2 separate regions of the Mus musculus genome follow, and region 2 is linked to region 1. A link is a loop called in an ENCODE intact Hi-C map of the cell type or tissue named here. Cell type or tissue: left cerebral cortex. All regions are shown on one strand. Links, peaks and the distances in the headings refer to the core of each region. The heading gives the core; the rest is flanking DNA.

Region 1 (11,114 bases), core at 2,142-10,141:
AAGACAGAGAAAGGCATGTCCCAGGGCCTGTGAAGTGGCAGGCTGACACATGGCTGGGTTAGAACCCTGATTCCCAGAGTGTGAAAACTCTCAGAGTCAACATCACCTGGGTACACAGGGACATTCTTGAACTCTATCCCAGCATCTCCAGGGCACATGAGGTCAAGCACATTCTTGGGCTCTATCGCAACACCATTGGATGGGAAACTACAAGAGGGCGGGGTCATTAGTCTGCACTTCTGCAGGCTCTCATGTGTCTTCGAGTCACAGGTGACTTCTGCCTGTCCACCAGCAGGGAGTGACATTCACAAAGTATTTCAAGGTCTTTAATGGTAAGAACTCTAGCTTCAATGCCCCCCCCCCCAGATAAGTAATCAGATCTGGGGTCACCATGCCTGTTTGTTCCTCAAAGTGTGGGTCTCTATATTGAGTGTTGGGGAAGGAAGGGGAAGAGACAGAAGGAAAGGAATGCAGGGGAAGAAAAAGGAAGAGGAGAAAAGAGAGGAGAGGAGAGGAGAGGAGAGGAGAGGGGAGGGGAAGGGCGAGGAGAGAAGAGAAAGGACTATAGGTTGGACTTCCCAGCGATGCTCTTCCCTGGAGGTTTTGGAAAGCCTGGAAAAGGATCAATTCTATAATGAGAAGGGGCAGTTCAAGAGTTTGCCCTGGGAGGGTCACAGGATCAATAAGGCTGGAGTGCCAGTGAAGCAGGCTCTATAAATAGGATTTCCCAGATATACAGAATAAGAACAAGAACAGGAAAATATACAGATATAGGAAAAGGCCAAAGCTCTAGGCCTAAGATCTTTTTTAGTGTAAAATGGAGACACTGAGCCAGAAAGGGAGAGGGGGAAGAGGAAGCTAACTGTGAGGGAGAAGGAAGAAAGTGGGACAGACAAGGGAAACTGAAAAAGCACACATCGAATCCTTAGTGGGCTGTCAACTCCAACCCTCCCATTCTGCAGAACTCCAACTATGCAGTAACAGCTTGAATCTCCTCTCGTTGTGTGTGCTTCAGTTGTGACTTCTGCAATGTTGCTGCCTATGAGTTTGACTTCTTTCCTACCAATAGTTTCACACCCTTGCTTTAAAGCCACAGCAATCAAACATGGAACACACGTAAGGACAAAAGGTCACATACCCAACACGCGTGGGAATATACTCAATATAGCTGCTCCCCTGTTTTGGTAAATAAAATAATTGTATTTCATCAAAGTTACCTACTTGAAACAGGCAATCAGAAGGTTCACCATGATGATGTATTGCACAAAGAGGTAGACAGCTTGCAGGAATGGAGTCAGGAAAGAACCCGGAGGGCAAGAAGTCTCATTTGAACAAACTACAAAGAAAGAATTTAAAAGTGAGAGGAGATAAGCCACAGCCCTGGGGATCTCTGCAAATATTTGACCCCTTAACATCCGAGAATACCACAAACTTTTCACATTGAAAGGATTCTTGTGACTGCTTTCCGGATTTGCTTTTATTCTGAGTATCTCCATGGGTTCTGATTCTGAGTGAAGGCAAAACCTCATATGTACCATCTATATCTGAAGCATAGACTTCTCCATACATCATCCAATACGGCTCAAAGACGATGTCACGAGCCAGGCGCCATGAAGGAGGCTCCTTCGGTGAGAGGATAGCTTTGCGCGCCACGCCAAAGCTCAGCAGGACAATGGCCATGATGATCACAATGTAGAACATGTTTGCTGCCTGCAAAACAGCACAGCACAACAACACAAATTTGAATTTATCACAAATCAAGCCCTCGCGGTCATCAGCACAGACGCCTTCTGTAAGCAGCAATCAAACTAGCACCCAAAGTTGGCCAATGACATCAAAGATTTAATTAGAAAAACTTTAAAAGGATAATGGTATATTCAAATTATTCTACTACATGTTCCCAGGATTCCCTCACAGATTTATGAGGTGTCTTAAAAATTGATTATACCAGTTTCCTCCTATGTTTTCAAATACAGCAACACAACTCACTTGTTCACCATGGCAGACTAAGAAGTCACCAATATTTCCACTCTCTCCACATTTCTTATCTTATTGAGTGGTAGCTACAAGATTCAAGTAGCCAACGGGCTAAAGAATGACAGCAATAACCTGGCCTGAGCTGCTAAACCCTGCTGGACTTTGTCACTCTTCTTGTTGCCAAAGAAGACTCAGGAAGGGGCTATGTTGCATGGGTATGCCACACAAATGGGCAATTCTGCATTCTGGAGTCAGTACTTAGAGAACTCTAGCTTCTGGGAGAAGGAACTTGTGCCTAACCACTGAGGTGCACTGGTTGTCTAACCTCTAATAAATATGACATTTTTAAAATCAAATGATGCCTGTATGGTCTAAGAGAAAAAATGGTAAGAAAGAAGAAAATCTGAGGGCTGCCCTGGGGTTCAGCAGTAGAGTGCTTGCCTGTCATGCATGAGGCCCTAAGTTCAACTCCCAGACCTGCCAAAAGGAGGAGGAGGAGGAGGACAAAGGAAGCAGAAGAAAAGTAGTAGGGGAGGTGGGAGCTGGAAGCAGTAGCAGAAGGTCCTTCCTAAATCCTTCTGGTCCCTCTTCCTCTGTCTTTTTTTCTGTACTCCTCCTGAGCCTCCAGAACATCACCTTTCTTTGTATTCTAGAAATAAATGCCAAGATAATCTTGGGGTTGGACTTCTAGACAGTAGATCTTTGTGTAGTTTCAAAATTCCAGAGGGCAAAAGCTGGCAGAATGTCCAGCAAGCTCGGAGGATAGACTAGAGCCAGGCCACCCACAGTGGGAACCTGGATCCCCAACATATGCTCATGAGTGAATCTACTTAACTTCTGTTTCCTTGTATGTAAAAAGTAGGTACTATTTAATTCATAAAGTTGCGAAAAATATTACATGAGTTAATGCATCCAAAGTATCTCCTATAGTATGTGGTGCCTAGTTACTACTACTTAAGCCTAAGAGGAAGTGATTTCAAATAAAGCACTTTCAGAGAATACATTCTTGGTGGTAGCCTTATACAAGTAAAGAACCATGTGACTCAATCCCATATGGCTACCCCTCACAAAAGGCTAAACCAAGTGTTCCTATTAACTACCCAAGCCCATGTTTATATACAAGTTTATGATTAGTCAGAAATGAGTCTCAGTGCTTCTAGAAACAATTACAGACTTAGTGCACTGGGGAGATGGCTCGGTGTTAACACGCTTACTGCACCGGAGATTAGAGTCCCAGACAGCACTTAAAAGGTGGGCAAGGAATGGGGGAACAGGTGGCTCCTGGGAGCTCACTAGCCAGACAGTCTAGATCAAAATGAGCATTAAGATCAATAAGAGTCCTCTGTTTCAAAACATAAGGTAGAGAGCTATGGTGATCTGAATGCAAATAGCCCTGATCAGCTCATATATTTTAATGTAAGTCCCCAGTTGGTGGAACTGTTTTGGAACGACTGGGCAGTGTGCTGTTGTTGGAGAATGTGTGTCAATTTGAGTGGGCACAATTTGAGTTCACAGTTTAAAAGCCCATATCATTCACAGTGAGCTATCTAGTACTCCCATGCCTAGTGCTCCCATGCCTAGTGCTCCCATGCCTACTGCTCCAGTGGCATCCCTGACTACCTGTTGCCATGCTCCCCACCAAGATGGTCTCAGACTCTAATCCTCTGGAGCCATAGGCCCCCAAATTAAATTCTTCCTCTCGTGCCTTGGTCATGGTGTCTCTTCACAGCAATAGAAAAAAATAAGACAAGAGGAATAGTGGAAGACACCCGGCGTTGGTTTCTGCCCTCTACAGAGGCAAGCACAGGTGAGGGCAGCCACAAACAAACATGTGCACACGTTCATATATCACAAGAGAGAAGATTAAAGTATGGAATATGAACCATGCAGTGGAACTACTGAAAGGGGGGGTGCTTGTGTTTAAAGTGAGGGTGCACTCACCATTTTGGCAATCATGGTCACATATGGACCTGCATGTTGATTCACAGCAAAGAAGTCCATGAGCCGAGAAAACCAAAATATGATGTCTATGCAGTAGATGAGTCTCCCTGCAGTTTGCAAAGGTGGATGCCCCCACCGTAGGCCAAAGCCAACAGCAAACAGGCCAATAGCCACAGTTTCCATGAGGTTCCAGTACTCACTGAGCCACATCTTCACCTTCTGCTTAAACTTGCTTGGTTCTGAAATGCAGATCTAATTGGAGAGAGAGAGAGAGAGAGAGAGAGAGAGAGAGAGAGAGAGAGAGAGAGAGAGAGAGAGAGAGAGAAAATTTTAAAGAAGGGGATCTGGCTGAGGGTGCAGTAATGTTACAGAGCACTTGCCTCCAACACACAAGGCCCTGGGGTCGGTCCTCAAACCCGTAGCAAAAGGGGAATACTATCAATAGCTTTTTCAAATGCATTAACCTGTCATTTAAATAGTAAGCCAACTCCTGCCAAATTTTACATACCAAGCCGATCTGAGAATCATGGAACCCTTGCTAATTGAATTATTTAAACCATCCTATAAATATATATTTAATGCCTGTTAGTTAAAATTAATGAAGAATTAACCTCAGTATCTAGCATTACTACCATTAATCCTAGCCACCATTTGAGAGACAAACTAGAAATGGCAAAAAGAAAGAATTTTGTTGGAGCTTTCACGGATTCTATGTGAGGGCAGAGCAAGCATGGGACATTTCAGAAGTCAGCACAGCAATGCCTCTGCCTATGATTCTCATTCATGAGCTGAGGGCAGAGGACACTGACAAGAATCCAAGTTGTCCTGTAATCTAGTCCTAAGATGCTACCCAGTAAGCTTTTGGCAAACCGCTAAGAATGTGCTGTTGCAACCCACTAGTGTTAAGAAACTTCCCTTGCAATATTATAGCAGGCACACTGCTATAATATTATAGCAGGCAATGTAAACTGCAATGTAAATAGCAAGCCTGTTTTCCCCAAAATGTAAAAATCGTGGTAGAATTTAGATTGAATTTCTCTTTTATAAACTTCATTAGCAGACAATGCAATATAATCGCTAAGAAGACACTTACCATAGAGTGTTGGCCAAATTACCACTGGAACGAGACAAGTGTAGAGACATGCAGAGACATGGACACATAGCTAGGACAGTTGAAGTCCTAACTACTTGGGATTATATTTACAACTGCATTTAGTGACCAGTGGCAAGGTAGAAATGAAAATGCTTAATTTTGTTTCTTAGACTCCTTCTCCCAGAAAGATATTCAGCATCCATTTACAAGGGTGTTTACCAGAAACTTCACCATGCTGTGAATATATTCCTTATATATTTTGCACCTTTAGCCATTCATGTGTCACTTATATGGTAAAACTGACAGTAGATAGTAAGTCTAGGTTATTAAAAATTCAGACCACAAAGAAAACTACATTGTGGGAAGCAATCAGTTGGAGAGTTCATTAGCAAATAGATAACATTGCCCATTGCTCCCTGAGTAATACATAAAGATTGTGCTTCAAAATGGCTGCTTTCAAAGGTCAGCACAAAGTCTTTGGCAAGAACCAGGAATAAAACCAGACATCTCCAGAGCAACCTGCTTGTAGATAATCGGAATCGGTGTGTTCTCTTTCCCCTCACATACTTGACATGAGTCCACTTTCATCCCCAGAGCCAACAACACCTCTTCTGGGTTGTGCAGAAGACACAGTTCAAAGGACCACTCACCTCCCTGACCTTCTCAATAGCATTGGTGAAGATGTAGATGATGACAAGCCATTCGTGCACGCTGGGTTGGGGCTGCATCTCCACCAACACTGTGTAAGTGAACAGCATGAGGAATGCCAAATAAGCCATCTGTGAGGGACACACATTCCCTGGACGTGAGCTCAAGTGACCACAAAGGATGTCAAGCAAGGGCAGACAGAGCCCAGAAGAAGCACAGACATGAACTTCTACAGGACAACATGAAAATATCACAGGGACCACTTCTGATAATGGGTTACATCCTGTCAAGGAATGCATAAGCATCTCCTGTCTAGGAACAGAAGACTGGTACAAGAAGGAGACGTTATCCTATTAGCACTAACCATTGCAGCATGCATACTGTGAGCTAGCAGCAAACCAGATAAGGGTCTTATGCCTTCCCTCTAGTTCCAGCTTAGAAAATAAATGTATGCCAAGACAAGCAGTGTCCCTGGATGCCTATCTTCACAGTAAGATGACAGTCCCTACCACAGGGAAGTTAGTGTATAGTGATTAAAATGTTATTCTGGCAAGAGAGATGGAGAGATGGATTGCAGTTAACTGATCTTGCTTGTGTGACTGAATTTAGCTCCCAGCACCCATCTTGGCCAGCTCAGACTACCTGTGACTCAAGCTCCAGGGTATCTGGAACTGTCTTCTGCATTTTAGGGGTACCTACATATGTACACACACGATAGATAGATAGATAGATAGATAGATAGATAGATAGATAGATAGATAGATAGATAGATAGATAGATGTTTGGGTTTTTTTGTTGTTGTTGGTTTGTTTTTGGTTTTGGTTTTGGTTTTTTTTTTTTTTTTGATAAATGTTTTGTTAAAGGTAAAAAGCAATCAAGGATGGAACCTGATTTCAACATCTGGCCTTCACATTCATACATGTGCAGCTGCACTTACGCACCCATATGACTATGTACACATGAAGAGATTAGTCATCTAGGTACAATGTACAATAGCTGACAGAGTCTACTGGCTATCAGGCAAAGTGTTAGGTGCATGGTGCAAGTCCACACAGACCATAACTCAAGTGTATAAGTCAAAGCATAGCTTATAGGAGTCAGTCCTCTCCTCCTACCTTGGCTCTGAGGCCAAAGTCATATAGTCAAGCTTAGCAGCAAGTATTCTTGCCTGGGAGTCATCTTGTTGAACCATCTCTGTTTTATTATGAGTCGTGGATGTTCACTGAAACTTGGAACTCACTAATATAGCTGGACTAACTTGCCAGTAAGCTCAAGGGATCTTATCTGTTTCTACCTCCCCAGTGTTGGAATCAGAAATGCTGCACCATGACTAGTGTTTCACGTGGATGCTGGGAATCGGAACCTGGGTCTACCCGCTGTGTTGTAAGCTCCAGGCCCTGTACCTACCGAGCCATCTCCCAGGTCCTAGGATTAACATTTAGAAACAGATAACTGTCATTATGAGCTATATATTTATTATGTGCAATAAGTATGTGGTTGCCAAGTCAATATTCTGAAGTTATATATTATGTGGATTTGAATAGACATCCTGTTCTATTAAAAGTTCAAATGTCTTTGGAATACAAAACATTGACTGTGCAGAATCTAAGTATAGACAAGCATTAGAAAAATATATGCTACTAAATAAATATGAGAAGCACTCGATATCTGTATGCTTTCACTGAATGGCCACTCTCCACAGAAGATTGACGTTTGATCCAACAACTCATGTTCTCAACTTTAAATAATCTGCTTACATTCAAAGCTTATGCTATTGAAAACAATCCAACCAAAAGATACTATTCCTACAAAACAATTGGTTCAGCTCATAATTTTTATCGATTAATGATTTATTTTGCCTAAGAAAGGTAGGGAAAAAAAAAACACCATTCAACACAACACTCAGGACTGTTAAGATCATTGTACTTAAACACTCCAACTGCTCAGTCTTGCCTTGCTGTGTCTAAGCATGCCAAGAGAAAAACAAATCTGAGACTGGTCTCAACACCTGCAATTTCAACATCAGGAGGCAGTCGCAGGAGCATGACTACAAGTTACAGGCCAACCTAATCTACATCTGCCCAGTGATTTCCAGGCTGGCGAGGACATAGACTGAAAGCCTTTGCCAAATTAAAAACAAGAGGAAGAAAAGTAGCAAGAGGACAAGGTTGGTGAGAAAGGGATTCCTCAGGATTCTTAAAGTGCAGCCAGTCTCCCCATCCACACTTTCCTTGTCTTCTTCCAACTCTCCCACCTGCCTACTTTGTCAACTCTCCTTCTTTTTAAGTGAAATTGCTAAAATGTGATGAAATTTTTTATCTCAGGTGAGCAAATGAGACACTGCATTAGTAACAATATTATGAGCTATTAATTATCATCAACACTATTGTACTGCGACCAACCGTGTAGAACCAAAACTTGACAAACGGAGCGCTGTAGAACTCGTAGACTCTCCGGGTCCAGGGGAGGCTCTGGGGCACATTTCTTAAGTCTAAATGCAGAGGTTCATCCGGTTTCTCATCAGGGCCTCTTTCCAAATCATAGTCTTTCTGAAAAATAAGCAACAATCTTGTAGACTAGAGAGTGGAACTCAGTGGTAGGCTTTTGGTTCAATTTCCTGATCTTCTGCCACCAATAAAGAATAACAAACAATACTAACTATATCTACACACACACACTTTTTGAGACATAGTCTTACTATATACCCTTACTATATATCCCTTGCTGGCCTGGAGCTTTAGAGATCCACCTGCCTCTAGGTCTCCAGTGTTGTATTTAAAGTCATTCACCACCACAGGCTGCCATCATTATGTCTTGTTGAGACAGCTAATCTTGGTTAGCAACTTGAAAGACCTGAGAAAGGGGACTCTCAAGTAGAATTGCCTCCATCAGATTGGCCCATGGGAATGTGAGGGGGACTCGTTCTTGATTGCTGATCTATGTAGGTAGGCCCAGCCCACTGTGAGCAGTGCCATCCCTGGGCAGATGGGCCTGAGGTGTATAATAATGCAGCTGGCCTTGCTGTAACCCACTAATTCTCAGTCATGCTTGCTGTCTCTCTCTTGCCTGCTCAACTGGTTATTCATTTTAAATCCCTTTTCTCCTTTCCACATCTTTTGCTATTGATCCAGGCTGACATCCTTATCCTTTATGGACTTGATGGCTGTGCTGGTCTATTTTCTTCTTGATTCTAGTCTGTCTTTTTTTTTTTTTTTTTGCATTTTTATTAGATATTTTCTTTATTTACATTTCAAATGTTATCCCCTTTCCTGGTTTCCACTCCGAAAACCCCCTCCCCCCCTCCCCCCTCCCCTTCCTCACCAACCCACCCATTCCTACTTCCTGGTCCTGGCATTCCCTATACTGGGGCATTGAGCCTTCACAGGTCCAAGGGCCTCTCCTCCCATTGATGGCCGACAAGGCCATCCTCTGCTACATCTGCAGCTGGAGCCATGGGTCTTTCTGCATGTACTCTTTAGTTGGTGGTTTAGTCCCTGGGAGCTCTGGGAGGTCTGGTGGGTTGATTTTGTTGTTCCTCCTATGGGGCTGCAAACCCCTTCAGCTCCTTGAGTTCTTTCTCTAGCTCCTCCATTGGGGACCCTGTGCTCAGTCCAATGGTTGGCCGAGAGCATCCACCTCTGTATTCGTCAGGCACTGGTAGAGCCTCTCAGGAGACAGCTATAACATAGCCTATCTTCTTATGAAACTACCCTACGAAATGAAGGGAGTGATTCTCCTACCAGCTGCTTGTCTCACTATGCTGGCCATAAGCATTCAAGGGTTCTCTAGTGAGTAAAATAGTGTGATGTTGTCTCACAAGACATACAAGAGTCTCACAATCCTCTGTGTTTCCAGACATGCCTGTAAACACTCCCTGCTTGTCCAGTACCCTCCCTAACTACAAGTCTAGCCAAACCACGTCACTGGCCTTGCTTACCCTCTGCCTCGTGACGTCCTGCCTCTGTGCCTTATCCAGCTGTTACAGATTCCTATGCCCCATCTAGCTGTTACCAATTCCTAATCCTCACTGTTAGCCCTACTGAGAAGGGTCATTCCTTTTCCTCCCTGGGCTTGCCACTCTATTGTCTTCATGCAGCTTATTCCTGGGCTAGATTGAGCCACAGAGGCTGTGCTTTAAGAGACTAGCAGTTGAGCAATTTCAATTTCTCTTTAAAAACGTATTTTGCCTGGGGAAAGTTCCCAAAAGAGTTCTGACTTAGCATGGATGTGGGTCCATGCAATCGTAGGTACTCAGAAAGTTGAGGCAGAAGAAATCACGTGAGTCCAGAAATTCAAAGCCATCCTGGGAACCATAGCAAGACAGTGCAACACATACACACACACACACACACACACACACACACACGCTCAAGGGGTGGATAATGAAATCTCAGAGGAAACACAGTATCTGATAACACAGCTTTGGCTCCCCATCGGAACAAAAAGGCCCTTTACTGCTATAAACTTAGCACCACAAAGACACACTAAGCCACATCTGCTTATATTGCTGACCCCAGCTTCTTCCCAGTATATACATTGTTAAACCATGTTCCTCCACTAATCAACTACATTTGCCTAATTAGCATTATGAAGTCTTAGATAGCCCTCCAAATCTGCCAGGCAAAAAATTAATAATAATTGTGGGAGGAGTGAAAGTAGCTAGACAAGTGTAGTCAATAATTTCTGCTTAAAATGAACCCAACGAGTTAAAAAAATTGTTTTTATGATCAGAAGCCATTCATAATAGAATGTACTCAAACAACTATTTCACTAAGTGTTTCAGACTGAAAAATGCTAAAGTTTTGTGGATAGTTTCTTGAAAATAATCCCATCATGGCTGAGGCCACATCTGCCTTAGTTTCAATATTCACTGAATTAATCAGTTGAGAGGACCACATTTAAACCACCTGGGGGAGCAACTGCTCTAAAGGGACACTAGTCAGGGGGGTTCAAGAATTTACTATTTTTTTTTTTAATGTTAAGAGGGCACACGTAAATTCCATTCTGTGAAGAAACTCTGAGTCTCCTTTGAGAATGGTTCTGAGAGGAAAGCGAGAGTTCTCCACAGACAGCACCTTCAGTGATGATGAATCCATCTTTCTACAGAATCCGCCAGAACCAAAAGCGGCACTGTATTCACCGGCAAATGACCATCTCCATCCTGGGAGGTCTGCGTGTACGTTTTGAGAAGCTGGGTAAGGAACAGCTTTTTGTCCCCGTTTATCTTCAAGCAGCACAGGAAACCTGGCCTGCACAGACAAATGGGGACTTTTCCAAGCAGAGTACCTCTGCCCCAGGCTTTGTGTTATCTCTAGGAGCAAGGACATCACTGTGCTCCTTCTCTTTGATTGGTTTGGACCTTGGACTGACAGAAAGAAATGTAACCACAGGACTAGCCCAGGCTTTTAAGAGAGTCCTCATGCTTTCTCTAGCCAATGGAATGCACAAAACTTCC
Region 2 (11,114 bases), core at 1,416-9,415, 1.4 Mb after region 1:
CAGAACACTCTTAACTTCCCTGCTCAAGGCAAGAGATTTTGAATGAGAGTTCATTTTTAAAATACATCATGCATAAGCTTTGAGCATGTGAATCTGGCTAGTTACAGATTACATGACCCTAGTAATGGCACATGCCCATTGAAAAGGATTCTCCATGTAAAGGTTTTCAAGAGCAGGTGAGCTTTTAAAGCCTGTCCTTGGGTGTTTAGGCCACCAATGAGTTCATATACTTAGTAAAAGGTCCCATGGAAGACTTCCTCTATGCCTGTCATCTCCCTTTCCTCTCTCCTCTCTTCATGACCACCCTCCTTCTCTTCAGCTCTTCCTAGCCCAAGTCCCCACTCATCTTCCATTTGTCAGTTCTGTGACTACATGTTTTAGAAGGGGACTGCTGGAACTGGAGAGCAGCAGGGAGTAAAGGCTTTGCCTAGCCTAACGAGGTTCCTGTACTCCACTCTTAGCACTGAATGAAGCAATAAAACAAGAAAGGAGACAGGATCTGCAGTTTCCTCAGCACCCTTATTTTCAAGTGGGCATTAATCTATCTTCGTCTCTTTTTAGTTGCCAGGATACAGAAAAACAAATTGTAGGTTATGAGATGATTTCTGAAATGAAAGAGGAAAGCATTCCAGGAGACAGGTTTTTCTAAAGCCCTGGGATGGATTACACCTTCCATGAGCCCCGGGGTCTAAGCTAGCAAGAGCATTTGTTAAGGGTCTAGATTCCCATCCCAGTCTGTCTCCCCCAACCTTCAGATGGAATCTTCCTATGTCACATAGGCTGTCCTTAAGCTAGCCCTCCTCTTGCCTTAGACTCCCAAGGGCTAGGGTTACAAATGTGTGCCACAATCCATGGCTGATTCCATCATTTTCTAGCTGAGTGGCTTAGCATCTTTGGTCCTAATTCTCTGATGCAGAGAGAATGAGATGGTGAACCTAACAGTAAAGCCCATCAGCTCATCCAGGGAAGCTGAGGGCATCCTCTGTGTGCTGTGTGCGGCTCCAAGCCTGGAGAGTGGCGCACACAGAACCTCTGCTCTCACAGAGCTCACGCTCTATTTGGAAAGGAAGACGCTGAGGAGAGTGAGTCAAGAGAAACAAGTAGGAGAGCAAAGTGAGGGTGTGAAAAGGAGCAAGGAGCAGTTGAAATTTAAGAGATGTTTTATAAGATACCACCAAAGAGAGGGAGCAATCAATATAGGAAGAAACCGTCACGTGTCCTCAAGAAAAGGATTCCAAGTAGAGAGGATACTGGTTACTGACTCTAAGAGTGAACTGTTGCACCACTGATTGTCTAACATATCTGCCAAGCAAGCCCCTGTTGTATGCAGGCCCTCTCACACTGGCACTGTGCATTGCAGTGGACACCAAAGATGCCCTTTACCATTGGGCAATTATTATACACTCCAACAATTACTTCACTAGTGATTTGATAGAGGTATTCTGGGAGATTATGGAAAGACCATGACAACAGGGACTTTGACGGTAGAAAGGCCACATACTAATGTGCGACCTTTCTCACAGTGTGGCGTGACCATGACCCCATTCCCTTGGCACAGAGCCCTAGAAGCCTCCAAGAGAAAGAAATTCATTTCTTAGAGGGGTGTCCCAGCCATGCCTGTCTCTCACCCTACTTGTTTGCCTGCCGTGCTTGCAGATTGCCCCGAGTCCTGCCTGATCTGCTCATCAGCTTGGACCTGCCTGGCCTGTCGGGAAGGCTTCACAGTAGTGCATGATGTCTGCACGGCACCCAAGGAGTGTGCAGCCGTCGAGTACTGGGATGAGGGCTCCCACAGGTGCCAGCCGTGTCACAAGAAATGCTCCCGCTGCTCAGGGCCTTCTGAGGACCAGTGCTATACCTGTCCCAGAGAGACTTTTCTTCTCAGTAAGTTGTAATGCTTATTATGCCCAAGGCCAGCTGTGAACCTCTTGGGCATTCTCTCTCTCTCTCTCCTCTCTCTCTCTCTCTCTCTCTCTCTCTCTCTCTCTCTCTCTCTCTCTCTCTCTCTCTCTCTCTCTCTCTCTCCCCTCTCTCTCTTCCCCTCCCCCTCCCCCTCCCCCCTCTCTCTCTTTTCTCCATATTTCTTACAAATTTTTAAACCTAGCAAAAACAGATGCGATGGGCGATGGGATGATAGAAGAAACATCACACTCTGCCCTTTGCCCACTTTGCCCACGTTGCCCACTTTGCCCATCCCTGATCTTCGTCATCCCCTTCTGTACAAGTGTTTGCTAATCCTACCATCTACCCTTTTCTGAAACATGGAGGGGTAAGTTAGACATATCCGTTTCTTTCCAATGAACATTTTGCTATATGTTTCATAGCACAGGAACGCTTTCTTACACAGGATACTGTCAATTCCAATAAATTTGTGTTGATACAATTCTTTAATACACTATCATTGGGGCTGAAGAGATGGGCCCAGTGATTCAGAGCACATGCGCTAGGAAAAGACTTGGGTTTGATCCACAACACCCACAGTGGCTCACAACCATTCTAATTCCATTCCCAGGAGATATGATGTCCTCTTCCGATCTCTGAGTGTTCAGGTACACATGTGGTACACATACAAATATTCAGGAAAAATATACATAAAATAAAATACATGTGTCTAAAAGGTTTTAAACAGTTCTATTAAATAGTCCCAGCTCCTCTTAGGATAGGGCCAGGGTAAGATCTTCATGCATTTGCCTTTAGTCTGGAAGACAATTTGTTTTTGTATTTTATGCTTTGGACATGAGAAAAATTCAGTCCCTATTCTCCCTTTTGAGTTAGCAGGTATCTCCTCCATGTCTAGATAGTGGGTGTGACTTCTCAACCAAAAGAAGTAGGTTGTATCCTCTGAGAGCTGAGTCTGGAGTAGTGTGGTATCCACCTGCCTCTCCACGGCAATATTCATGCAGATTGATTCTTTCCTCAAGATAATTCAGTTTCTCCATTGATCCCCAAGTAATAAGTAGTGGACAGATACCTCAAACATGTAGCTATTCTGCCCTTTACCATAATTGCCTCTTAATTCAGTGTTTATTGATTAATTATTCATCTTAACTAGGTACGCGGTCCCATGCCTATAATCCTAGTACTGGAGAGGCTGAGACAGGAGAATCTCAAGTTCAGGGCCAGTCTGGGCTACATATAGCAAGACCCTGTCTCCAAAAAGTGAATAAGCAGGAAATCATTACATGTACTTGTAATCCCAGTACGTGAGAGGTGAATACAGGTGGATGAGGAGCTAAGACTGGCTTAGCGTTGTAAGAAGTTTGAAGCCAGCCTACATGAGACTCTGTCGCAAATTAATCAATCAATTAATTAATTAAAAAGAGATTAATACCAGAAAGCCCAGAAAGTATTGGCACTGTTTTCCCAATCAGTAGAATAGACATTAGAGGGAGATATTATAAGTCAAAACAGATGGCCAGGCTCCCTCTCTTGTAGGATATCATTAGCAAAGATAATGGTACCCTGTTACATACAGGGTCACACATCCTCGTTATCATTCTGGTTTCTCACAGTCTTCTTTGCCCGTTTTAGTTTGGCTACCTTCCTGTCTAGAAATTATTCCTCATAAAATAGCCCACCCAACCTTATCTCTCATACAATATCACCTGTTTGGACATTCTTTTCTAGTCATGACTGATCTAGGGTCTCCTCAGATACTTTTACAGAGAGAAAGACATCTCATCAGTGAAGAAGGCCTTCCCTTAAGCTGGAAAGTTAATTTAAAGTCAAGCCTTGATACAGAGACTCCTCCCAAAGGCCGGGCGCAGGACTTACGCTGACCAGCTCCTCTCACTCCGTCCTGACCCACATCACCAGAAACGGGCAATTTATAAACTAGATCGTTTGGGGGAAGATCGTGATAGACTAATTATTCTCTCTCTCCTGAAGATGTAACACCTTAATCGCTCAATCTTTCAAGTATATAATTTGTGTATAGTGTGGGACTTTGTAGCTGTGCTTAATAAAAGGTCTTGGCATGGGGAGATTATGCTGATGTAAACAGACGAGACCGACATAATCACAGGGTCTGAGAAGAGCAGAATTAGTAGTAGATGTATGTTGACTGAATCAGAGCGACAATGAGGACACTGCCCTTGAAATCGAGAAGGGGCTCCCGAGCTCATGAACACAGATGCCCTCAAAAAGTCGACAGGGGAGGAACAGAACCCCGGCCAGCCTCTAGAAGGGGTGCAGCTCTGTACACCCATTTAGATTTCTGGCCTCTTTCATAGCGAGATGAACAGTTTCTGTCACGAAACCATAAAGTTGATGGTCACTGTTATAGCCATGGTAGAAAACTAGAGCGGAGGTACCCAACAATCCTCAGTTGCCATAGCCACCAGCCCACACTTTCCATCCTGCCTGTCATGGACTGTCCATGCTGACCTCAGCTTCACTGATATAAATCAGCCTCTGGGACTCCCTCTCCCTCTGCATGCAATGCCTCCGTCCCTGAACAGAGCAGGTGTGGGAGCCACCGGTCAAGCGTGCTGTCAAGACTCATCTTTCCTTTTTCCACAGATACAACCTGTGTGAAAGAGTGCCCAGAGGGCTACCACACTGACAAGGACAGCCAGCAGTGTGTGCTCTGCCACAGCTCTTGCAGGACCTGCGAAGGACCACACAGCATGCAGTGCCTCTCCTGCCGACCTGGCTGGTTTCAACTGGGCAAGGAGTGCTTGCTGCAATGCAGGGATGGGTAAGGAGTTCAGCACATTCTCCTTCAGCCACTTCCAGATGGCAAGCCATTTGCCGATGATGAAAATAGGGCTCAGAACACAGGGATCCACTGTGAAGCCTGCCTGCTAGTAGGCTACAGGAGAGGAAGAGAAAAAGAAAGAATCGGTGTGTCCCAGTGAGAGAGCACACTACATCAGACTAAGTGACTATTTATCCTCAGGGCCTGGCCTCACTGACAGTCCAGAGATATCTAATCATAAGCAGAGAATTTCTCCTCTGCTCATAGTGACCGACAAGCATTAATACAGGTTTACGGGCTTTTGTTTGTTTGTTTGTTTGTTTGTTTGGGTTTTTTTCCTGTTTTCGGAGGGGGCATGGATTCAGGGGATTCAGGGTTAGTATGCAAAACCTAGGCAGTACAAATGGGACACTGATCTTAACAGGGAACAATTTCAGGGACCATCTCCATTAACACCCCTTGGCCTCTGTAGCCTGTCAGGCCTCCACAAATGCCCAGCATCCACAATTTACAGCTTTGATTCCAAAAGCAACCTTGACACTGAACTGAAATGCTAATATAAAATCAGTGGGGGGGAAATGATTTTGTGAATGCAGATTCTATTATTTTGCTGCTAAGAAAAACTTCTGGTGTGGATATCAAATCTGGTTACAAACACTGCAAAGAAGGATCGACTGGACCATGCTCTCTCCCAGCATTGCACACTCCTGTCCACTGTTTCCCAATTAGTAACCCAGGGAGGGCCCTGAGAGGCCCCATACCCAAATCGGAGGACATTTCCTGGATGTTTTAACCCCGGTTGGTACCTTCCTTCGGCCCTAAGTGATGACTGCACGCTACATTGCTGTCAATGCTGTATATTGATTGGCTCACGTCTCTGGGTATCTCATTCACTCACTCACTTATGGAATCTACATGGGTTGGGACAAAAGCATCTTGTCCATCTGGATAAGCTGAGTTTAAAACACACGCTTTGTACTTCAAAGGCTTACCCTTGTTCTTCTCTCTCACTTGTGCTACCACACACACAGCCCAGCATTGATAGCTGGATCCCGCCAGGCAAGAGGAGAGGTGGGGGCTACCAGAGAAGAGTCTTAAAAGATCTGGGTGTACAGGGACAATCTCCATCTTCCTCAGATCTGGTCACTCTCTGCTCTACAACACTCATGAGGCGTGTGCAGTCCTGTAGCTCAACAGAATGCAGAACGTAGCAATAAGAAGATGCCCCACATTGTGTGGAGTCACCAGAAGGAGTGGGGGGAGGGAAGCACAGGCTGCCATCGTTCTCTTTACTAGGGAAGAACGGGAGTATTAGCGAAGTATTGGTGGGGAGTTATTCCTTTGGTAAAATCAGTTTTCCACATACAAAGGTATGCTGGTTAAATGTGTTTTTCTTGGACGGACAGATGTATAATTCTTTGTACCTTTCTACAATAAGTAATTATTTGGTCTTGACTTCATGGAAAGTTCTTTAAGACTCAAGCCTCCATGCTTACTCACAAGGTCTTATTCAAGGCCGTGAGGCTCACAAGATTCCAACCTTACATTAAAACAAATAGTCCTCATAGCAAGCAACCATATGGAATTTAATGTACTCCAGCAAGCTCCTTGTTCTCTTTATTTTGGTGTTATTCTCTGACAATTTTTAAAACCTATGTTGAATCAATGTTTCCCACTCATGGTCTCTACTGGACCTTTGCATCTTCAATACAGCTTGCAAAGCATTTCAACTAACATATCTTCTTTATACAATTCTTTGATTCTACGATAATCTCATGAGGTGGACACACTGGTCCCTTCATTTTACAGAAAAAGAAACTGAGGCTGAGTTTAACTGATGTGCTGGAAGTCACATAGCTATAAAGCTACTGATGTGTTATGGAGACAGGACCACAGTCCAGTCTTCTAAGCCCACTCCCGTGTTTCCTGCTGTATGTGATTTTGCTTGATGTTTGTTCTGTTTCACTTCTTTTTTTATTTCTCTTCCCTGCATTGCCTCTCAAATACCTTGGTCGTCCTATTGACTAACTGAAACAATTCTTCACCATGGAAGTACAGAGGGAAGTGAGGATTACTGTGCCAGAGCTGGGTCACTGGGATATAAAGTGACTGTTTCAGATTGCTAGACAGAGGCAGGGTTCAGCCCCATGGTAAGCATGCTGTTAGTTTTCACGTGTTCACTGAGCTGGTTTACCACTAACAGGGATTTGGGAGTGATGTTTTTGCATCAAAATCCTTGAACCTTGTATTACTGAGCTAATCCCTGGGACCTGCTGATGCCCAGCAGGCAGACACAAACCACACCATGTCTGCCTGCATCCTTAAGACCTTGGTCTGATTTGGAAGGTATCTTCAGCATTGCTGTGTTATATTGTGGTTTGACAGATAAGGCTTTTCATACCATCTCTTGTTCGACCTGAAGCACGTTGTCTAAATTTTCTAAGCCACGTGTTTTGGATCTATAATATTTGGGATTATAATATAAACTTAGAAGGTATGTTGTGAAAATTAATTTTAAAATTCACAATTAACACAAATATACACAGTGGGGACTGGAGAGATGGCTCAGAGTGTAAGAGCACTGACTGCTCTTCCAGAGGTCCTGAGTTCGATTCCCAGCAACCACATGGTGGCTCACAACCACCTGTAATGGAATCTGATGCCCTCTTCTGGTCACAGCAGAAGACAGTGACAGTGTACTCACATACATAAAATAAATAAATAAATAAATATTTAAAAACACAAATATACACTATTAATAGAGTTCTAGCCACTAGTATAACAACTTTCTAGTATTTAATTGTGCTGCCACCATTAGCCCTATATTACAAATAAGGACTATGACACACAGAGATATCAAGTTACCCACCAAGGGTACATAGCTCATTAGGTAGTACTGCTTGATTTGAAATCATACTTGTTTGAGACCCTAAGCACCTAACCTTCAGGTTCTGATATCTCATTTCCATGCTTAATGGGATGAAATGTTTCCAAAGTCCCTAGGAAGCCATCAAACATACAGCAGAGGTTAATGACAGTTATTGGTAGAATATTGAGTCTCCTAAAATCTTTTCAAAAGAGTTTACATCTATTCCTTAATGGCCATTATAAATCATGTGACCCCATATTTCAAAATGTTTTTTATTAGATATTTTCTTTATTTACATTTCAAACGTTAATCCCTTTCCTAGTTTCCCCTCCGAAACTCCCCTATCCCCTCCCCTCCCCCTGCTCCCCAACCACCCACTCCCATTCCTGGTCCTGGCGTTCCCCTATACTGGGGCATAGAACCTTCACAGGATCAAGGGCCTCTCCTCCCATTGATGACCAACTAGGCCTTTCTCTGCTACATATACAGCTAGAGCCACAAGTTCCACCATGTGTTTTCTTTGATTGGTGGTATAGTTCCAAGGAGCTCTGAGGGTACTGGGTAGTTCACATTGATGTTCCTTCTATGGGGCTTCAGTCCCATTTGAGGAGAGGAGAGGAGAGGAGAGGAGAGGAGAGGAGAGGAGAGGAGAGGAGAGGAGAGGAGAGGAGAGGAGAGGAGAGGTCTTCCATCCAGGGTGTGATTCAGTAAAGGTTAAAGTTAAATGTGGAGATGTCAAAGGAGGAACAGGAAGTGACGGTGATGGTAAAGGACTGCTGTGCCACCACTGTGTGTGATAGTAACCTTATAGGTGCTTCCAGCTTCACGCTCACACACATAGGTGAGCAACCCCATGCCCAGTGTACAGGTAAGCAACCCCACGCTCACTAGATCTGTTAGCATCTTGTCAATGATTCCTGAGTCAGGTTGCATGAAGAGACTGAAGAGGCCAGGCTGGTGTGTGAACCCTGTCTGACACAGCTTTTGGTTCAAGCAGAGCCTGTTCAACCCTCCACGTCCGTGGCTTCCATACCTGATCAAGGACTGGAAATACTCACAAGTAATGCATCTGGTGCTGAACACAGGATTGTTATCCTTGTCATTATTTCTGAGCCAGTACAGCATAACAATTATTCCCATAGTATTTATACCGCATTGAGAACTAATGTGAGATCATTGAAAGCATAAAAGAGGAGGTGTGGATGCTGCCGCACTTTACACATGGGACTGACTGTGCACACATGGGTTTTGGTGTCCAGCTGCCAGAGGACAACTGCATATGCCTGTGCTTCCCTCTTGGTTACAGATATTATGGAGAAAGCACCAGCGGTAGGTGTGAGAAGTGTGACAAGAGCTGCAAGTCATGCCGAGGTCCACGGCCCACAGACTGCCAGTCTTGCGATACATTTTTCTTTCTCCTACGCTCCAAGGGACAGTGCCACCGCGCTTGCCCTGAGCACTACTATGCAGACCAACACGCCCAGACCTGTGAGAGGTGCCACCCCACTTGTGACAAGTGCAGCGGTAAGAGTATGCCTATGTTTTGCATATGAAAATGGAAATTTGAAAAGGTTTTCCTTTCTATTTTGCCTCTCTCTCTCTCCCTCTTTCCTCCTGGGGGGCACCCCCATTTCCCAAACTCTTCCTCAAACCTCTTCAGCATCCACACAGTCTGCCCACTCGCTTCTGCAGCATCCTTGGTACCTTTCAGGCTTCCTGCCTTTTTTTTTTTAATTAGGTATTTTCTTCATTTACATTTCCAATGCTACCCCAAAAGTCCCCCAAACCCTCCCCCCCATACTCCCCTACCCCCACACTCCCACTTCATGGCCCTGGCATTCCCCTGTACTGAGAGGCATATAAAGTTTGCAAGACCAATGGGCCTCTCTTTCCACTGATGGCCGACTAGGCCATCTTCTGATACATATGCAGCTAGAGACACGAGCTCTGGGGAGTACTGGTTAGTTCATATTGTTGTTCCTGCCTTTTGAGGCTGATACCGGAGGCATCATCTCCTCTGGGAGTGCTTGCCACCTACACACAGCCTCCTTCTCACCTGTGTGATTTCATCGCTGTGACAAATCCCTGAGAATCTGGCTCACGGCCGCAGAGGCTTTGGTCTGCAGTCAGCTTGCTGTGCTGCTGAGGGTCTGTGGTGAGGCCCATGGTGGCAGCAGGATCGTGAAATAGAGCAGAGCAGATCAGCACAGAAGTTGGCTCAGCAGCCAGGCAGTGAGGATGAGGAAACGAGAGGAAAGCAGACACCTGTCTCGGGCATGCCCATAAGCACCCAACAATCCTCCAACTGACCCTACTTTTCACCATCTCCAAAGAATCCATTAGATTATGAAGCCATTGAAAGATCAATCCATTGATTAAGTCAAGACCTAACTACCTCCCCAGAGTCTGTCCTCTGGAAACCAAGCCCCCAGTCCATGAGCCTGTGGGGACATTTCATTTCAAACTGTACACTGCTGATAGCAACTATCTAGGGAAATCCATTGATGTTCTTCAGTTTAAAAACTCCCTAAAGGCATCTGTCTCAGGCTCTCCCAAGCCCCGATACTGTTTTCCAGATGTGTGCTTGTGTCAAAGATCATTAAATCAATGTCAGTGGGACCACCATTTAACCACTGCCTGGGGTGGTACCTTGATGTTATCTCTGGTACTATTCTGCATCTAGACTTCTAATGAACCTACATACCTACAAACAGTTGAATTTCAAGACCTGTGGATGCTTCCTACGTATCCCTCTTGTCAGAAAATATGGTCACACTGAAACCATGCAAAAGGCAGTAGCTCACATCCCTGCTCTCCTTTTCCAAACAGCCATGGCTTTCTCGGCCCTTCTGGATACATGTCATTTCTAACAGCCCTTTGGCTGTTGACTGGCATCACATTAATTTGTATTATCCTAAGTTTGATAAAACAAGGACATTTTCACACAAATATATAATGAACATATTCCCCCTCCATATGTTGCTATATTACCTGTGTAAAGGTGTAGCCCTGGCTGTCCTTAAACACATGCTGTTCATACCATATCCTCTTAGCCTTTGTCTAGCTGAATATACCACCATGCCCAGCTCCCATTTTTAAAGATAATTAGGAGGGAGAAATAGAACAGATTTCATGGGTGTACCAGGGTGGGAGACAGAATGGGAAAATAAAGTGGGGGCAGAAGGGGAGGAGATAGGATTGAGGGAGGGAATTCAGGGAAAGTCAGGTGGAACTGAGAGATATTTGAGGGATAGTATAGAAACCTAGTACAGTGGAAACTTCCTAAATTATATGACGGTGATTCTGATGAAGTCTCCCAATAATAAGGGAGACAGAGTCCCAAATCGTCATCCCTTGTCACCAAATGAGGCTTCTGGTACTGAGACTGGGTTGCATTCATTTGAGTTGTTAGCCAAAGGAGTGCCATGGAAATCCCTAAACAGCCCAGACTATTGCCAAAACAATGGAACGCTCTCCCCAGACTGACCCCATTATTGAAGACACCTCCTACACAAGTCATTGAGAAGTCAAGCTGGTGCCCACACG

Evidence for each region. Peaks named below come from ENCODE experiments on the same cell type or tissue, not always from the same donor. Only the 100,000 strongest peaks of a DNase experiment are listed, where the experiment ranks them.
Region 2: it touches region 1 in a loop (2.8-fold over the local background); 8 of 42 quality-filtered maps call a loop at or near these places.

Annotation. Positions count from the first base shown.
Region 1 is chr19:18,820,427-18,831,540 of GRCm38, reverse strand. It overlaps Trpm6 (transient receptor potential cation channel, subfamily M, member 6), which reads right to left. Exons shown (of 39, transcript NM_153417.2): 19 at 8,062-8,208; 20 at 5,662-5,790; 21 at 3,919-4,170; 22 at 1,536-1,710; 23 at 1,222-1,336. Among named protein-coding and RNA genes, the nearest start is that of Gm41814, 76 kb to the right of the region's middle. In left cerebral cortex, for the core only: no CTCF peak of the experiment used is centred there; no DNase peak of the experiment used is centred there.
Region 2 is chr19:17,445,453-17,456,566 of GRCm38, reverse strand. Pcsk5 (proprotein convertase subtilisin/kexin type 5) reads left to right here. Exons shown (of 38, transcript NM_001190483.2): 33 at 1,657-1,884; 34 at 4,522-4,699; 35 at 8,875-9,092. Among named protein-coding and RNA genes, the nearest start is that of Rfk, 57 kb to the right of the region's middle. In left cerebral cortex, for the core only: no CTCF peak of the experiment used is centred there; a DNase peak (open chromatin) is centred at 4,762.